Linked DNA regions of Homo sapiens: region 1 is linked to region 2. The links are chromatin loops, found by intact Hi-C in ENCODE. Cell type or tissue: gastrocnemius medialis. All regions are shown on one strand. Region 1 has its middle 14 kb from the start of MIR9898. Region 2 overlaps IGFBP6 (insulin like growth factor binding protein 6).

Region 1 (2,500 bases), 220 kb before region 2:
AAAAAAAGTAAGGCAAAGCATAATTCTTTGTGAACACAAGGAATATACCAAAGTTTCAATGAGCAAACAGCATTATGTGTCTGTCTACATTTTCTTTTTTTTTTTTTTTTTTTTTGGGAGATGGAGTCTCACTCTGTCACCCAGGCTGGAGTGCAGTGGTGTGATCTCAGCTCCCTGCAACCTCCACCTCCTGGGTTCAAGCGATTCTCCTGCCTCAGCCTCCCTAGTAGCTGGGATTACAGGTGCACGCCACCACACCTGGCTAATTTTTTGTATTTTTAGTAGAGATGGGGTTTCACCATTTTGGCCAGGCTGGTCTCGAACTCCTGACTTCTTGATCCTCCTGCCTTGGCCTCCCAAAGTGCTGGGATTACAGGCGTGAGCCACCATGCCCAGCATAATGTCTGTCTGCATTTTCTTATAGACTTACTTTGTTCTTTTACCTTAGCTGCCTGCCCCCATTGGCATTTAAGATTTTTATTCCCTTGGCCAAAAAATAAATAAATAAATAAATAAATAAATAAATAATAAAAAACCAAGGTCTTATATTCTGTCAACTTTTAACAATGAGAGTCAGAAATATGCCTAAGTATTGATGTTATCTGAGCATTAAGTTTGAGGATAGGCCAGGGCATGGTGGCTCATACCTGTAATCCCACACTTCTGGAGGCCGAGATGGGCGGATCACTTGAGCTCAAGAGTTCGAGACCAACCTGGGCAACATGGTGAAACCCTGTCTCTACCAAAACTACAAAAAATTAACTTGTTGTGGTGGCATGCACCTGTAATGCCAGCTACTTGGGGGGATGAGATGGGAGGATTGCCTGAGCCCAGGAGGTAGAGGCTGCAGTGAGCTGAGACTGAGCCACTGCACTCCAGCCTGGATGAAAAAGTGAGACCCTGTTTCTAAAACAAAAAAACAAAAGTTAGAGGCTAGCCACCCAGATGGCCTCCCAGAAAAGACAGACTTCAAAGGAATGGAGTCAGTGTTCCCAGGGTTTTACTTCTATAGGCAGAAACAGGGAAGTCTAACAGAGTTCCACATTTTCCATACAAAGCCCGTGCATAGGTCACACCGATTTGATTGATTACAGCTTGCTACATTCCAGAGAAGATTGCGTTAACATTCCATGAGGAGGGGTAATGATCTGAGGGAGTCTTATCTCTGACACTATTTGGTTATTTCTAATCTTTTACAGGAAAAGGAGGAAGTCACAGCTGCATGTGTGTGGCACGGGCCACATAGTTATCCTCCACTCAAGGCTCAAAATAATTTAAGTTCCAACACCTTTAAGTTTGAATTATTTAATTTCACAAGTCTTACTGTTTTAATAAATACCCAAAAGTAGACGGAGCTGGAAGGAAATGTAGTGTCAGGGGACCACCTGGAAGCCAGGAGACGGTGGCACTGCGGGGTGTTTGGCTGGACACTCCCCACAATGCCCTCCAGGGGGCGCCAGGAGCCTGGATAAAGAGACCCGCAGGAGCAAAGGTGGTGACTGTCCCTCTCCACCCCAAGGCAGGCCCAACTAGCATGGTCCCACTCGGGTCCTCTCCTCCAAGCCTGCAAGTTTCTCCTAAGTTAGAAGCATCTGGGCAGGAAAAATAATCTGGAAAAAGCTCAGGTTTAGAGCCCTTTGTTCTGATCCATGCGGCCACCAAATAGCTAGGCAACCCTGAGAGTCTGCCCCTCCGGGGCCTATAAAATGGGGTTTTAATCGGCCTCACAGGGCACATGTGTGGATCAAACAAGGCAGAGCCTTCCTGAGTGCTTTGGAAACTGAAACCCAATACAGACATGAGGAGGAAAACCTGAATGGAGCTCTTTCCTGGCTGGAACCATGGAGGTGTCCTGGAAAAACCTGAGCTTTTTTCCATATTATTTTGCCTGCCTGAGAAAGAAGTTTGCCCAAACGATACTTCAAAAGGCAAGGAGAGCCAAGCTCAGTGACTCACACCTGTAATCCCAGCACTTTGGGAGGGCCGATCACCTGAGGTCAGGAGTTCAAGACCAGCCTAGCCAACATGGAGAAACCTCATCTCTACTAAAAATACAAAAATTAGCCGGGCGTGGTAGCAGGCACCTGTGATCCCAGCTACTCGGGAGGCTGAGGCATGAGAATTGCCTGAACTCAGGAGGCAGAAGTTGCAGTAAGCCAAGAGCACACCATTCATTGCACTCTAGCCTGGAAAACAAGAGCAAAACTCTGTCTCAAAAAAAAAAAAGAAAGAAAGAAAGGCGAGGAGGAAGCTTATCTATGGAAAAGTGAAGCACTATCACAAGGAATATAGGCAGATAGATAGAACTGAGATTCAACTGGCTCAGATGGCAAGCAAAGCTGGCAACCTCTATGTACCTGCAGAACCCAACCAAGTTGGCGGTCATCAGAATCAGAGGTATCAATGTGTGAGCCCACAGGACCAAAAGGTATTGCAACTTTTTCACCTTTGTCAAATCTTCAATGGAAGCTTTGTGAAGCTCAACAAGGCTTCCACTAAC
Region 2 (2,500 bases):
GTAGGGGAAAGAGGGAATCTGCCAAATCAGGGTTATGATTTAAACCTGCTCAGAATCGTTCACCCATCCTACCCCACCCTGCTCCAGGGAGGAGAGCAGAAGCTGAGTCACTGGGTGGGTGGGACAGAAGTGAATCAGCCGTGAAAACATGGGGGGCAGCGGGGAGATGGGGAGGGCAGGAAATGCAAACTGCGCATCCCAGAGGCTCTGGGTTCCTTCCACGGGAGGGGATGGAGAATTCACTTGGAGTTTCTTTCAGTTCCAAATGCCCGAGTGCAGGCTTCTGGGCGTCCTCCTAAAAGGTGGTCTGGGTGGATGAGAGGAGGCAGTTTGGAACTAAATGGTTGGGTGCTAAATGTAGGGAATGAAGGAGAAGGTCTGGGGAGGGGTGGGCATCCTGAGGAAGAAGGATCAGACTCAGGATTGCAGGGGAAATGTCTCCTGGGTTGTGAGTGGTAGTTAGCTGGGAGCTTGTCTTTAGGCACAGAGGAAGAGGATCCCTTCAGGGGTTCTGATATCTGATTAGATGTTAGGCAAATTCCAAGCAGTCAGTACATGCTCCCCTTTCTGCCTTTTCCTGTCCCTGACTTATTTCCTCACCCCTTCCCAGTCCTGAGCTCTCCCCGGACCCTCCGGAAACTTTCTCCAGAGCCAGGAGCAACCTGCAGGTTGGAAGCCCCTCATTCCTTGCACCTTCTTAATCTGCCCTCAGCCTATCTTGGTTAAGGGTTGAATCCATGTGCTCCTGGGACCACTGGGGTTGAGCTGGCCTGGGTCACAGGGTACCAGAAGGGAGAGGTTCCCACTGCAGTGCCCCAGAAGTAACCACATCTCAGGCCTGGGAGGGGTGGGTTGAGTCATAGCAAGGTCACAGCAGGGACACACATTCCTTTTGGGTCCCTGTTGGCCCCCCTCCTACATCCGTTGCTCTTCTGCCCCAGCTCTCCGGCTTCGTGCGCCCCCTTCTGGCCTCTGGTGGAACAGCCAGGTCTTTTCACCCAAAGCCCAAAGCCCCAAATAGTCCTTTGAATTTGTTCTCCATTTTTTCATTTATTTTATTATTTATTGTAATTAATTGATTGATTTTTAAATTAGTTAATTTTTTAAAATTAAGTAATTAGTTAATTTTTTAAAATTAAGTAATTAATTAATTTTTTAAAATTAAGTAGTTAATTTTTTTTAATTAAGTAATTAATTAATTTTAAAAAGTATTTATTTATTTTGAGACAAAGTCTCACTCTGTTGCCCAGGCTGGAGTACAGTGGTCCAGCGTCTCACTGCAACCTCCGCCCCCCCGAGTTCAAGCGATTCTCCTGTCTCAGCCTCCGGAGTAGCTGGGACTACAGGAGCCTGATACCATGCCAGGCTAATTTTTGTATTTTTAGTGGAGACGGGGTTTCACCATGTTGGCCAGGCTGGTCTCGAACGCCTGACCTCAAGTGATCTGCCCACCTTGGCCTCCCAAAGTGCTGGGATGACAGGCATGAGCCACTGCGCCCAGCCAATAATTTATTTATTTTTGAGACAGGGTCTCACTCGGTTGTCCAGGCTGAAGTGCAGTAGCACAATCATGGCTCACTGCAGTCTTGACTTCTGGGGCTCAAGCAGTCCTCCTGCCTCAGCCTCTCAAGTAGCTGGGACTGCAGGTGCACGCCACCACACCTCGGTAATTTTATAAATTATTTGTAGAGATGAGGTTCTCATTATGTTGCCCAGGCTGGTCTCAAACTCCTGGGCTCGAGCAATCCTCCCACCTCTGCTTCTCAAAGTTCTGGGATTACAGGCGTGAGCCATTGCACCCATCCTCATTTTCCATTTTTGCTTTCCAAAATTCATCTCCTTTATAAGCCTTAAAAATCAGTATGGGAAATACTGGGGAATATTGTCAGGAAAAGTAATATAACTATTTGTCAGAGAAAGAAACTAGGGCCAGCATCATGCAACAGCGGGGCATAAGGCCCTCCCTTCCTTACTTCAGCAGGTGATGTGGGCAAGGCCCTTCTCCACATGGCTCTGCCTGATTTCTGACCTCTCCTTCTCCTATTCCTCCTCCAGTTGCAGAGGAGAATCCTAAGGAGAGTAAACCCCAAGCAGGCACTGCCCGCCCACAGGATGTGAACCGCAGAGACCAACAGAGGAATCCAGGCACCTCTACCACGCCCTCCCAGCCCAATTCTGCGGGTGTCCAAGACACTGAGATGGTGCGTTTGGAGCTGGTAGGGAGCAGGAGGGGTGGGAAGCCCTGGAGACTTCCATCTGAGACTGCTCCCTTGGGCTTGGAGACGTCTCCATTGTCTGTCCTGGGTGCTTGCCTGGTGGGCCAGAAGGTTGGAATGGGGAGCTGGGCTGGAGCGGTTCTAAGCTGCCTACTCTCCCTTCCCCAGGGCCCATGCCGTAGACATCTGGACTCAGTGCTGCAGCAACTCCAGACTGAGGTCTACCGAGGGGCTCAAACACTCTACGTGCCCAATTGTGACCATCGAGGCTTCTACCGGAAGCG

What was found. Peaks named below come from ENCODE experiments on the same cell type or tissue, not always from the same donor. Only the 100,000 strongest peaks of a DNase experiment are listed, where the experiment ranks them.
Region 1: it touches region 2 in a loop (8-fold over the local background); 2 of 110 quality-filtered maps call a loop at or near these places.

Annotation. Positions count from the first base shown.
Region 1 is chr12:52,883,537-52,886,036 of GRCh38, forward strand. It overlaps the pseudogene RPL7P41. Among named protein-coding and RNA genes, the nearest start is that of MIR9898, 14 kb to the right of the region's middle. RefSeq lists a silencer at 1,269-1,563. In gastrocnemius medialis, CTCF peaks have their summits at 1,441 (motif pointing right) and 1,640; a DNase peak (open chromatin) is centred at 1,455.
Region 2 is chr12:53,098,657-53,101,156 of GRCh38, forward strand. It overlaps IGFBP6 (insulin like growth factor binding protein 6), which reads left to right. Exons shown (of 4, transcript NM_002178.3): 2 at 2,056-2,201; 3 at 2,385-2,500. Among named protein-coding and RNA genes, the nearest start is that of IGFBP6, 2.2 kb to the left of the region's middle. RefSeq lists a silencer at 816-1,031. In gastrocnemius medialis, a CTCF peak has its summit at 967 (motif pointing left); DNase peaks (open chromatin) are centred at 135 and 905; H3K4me3 peaks cover 749 bases; H3K27ac peaks cover 1,206 bases.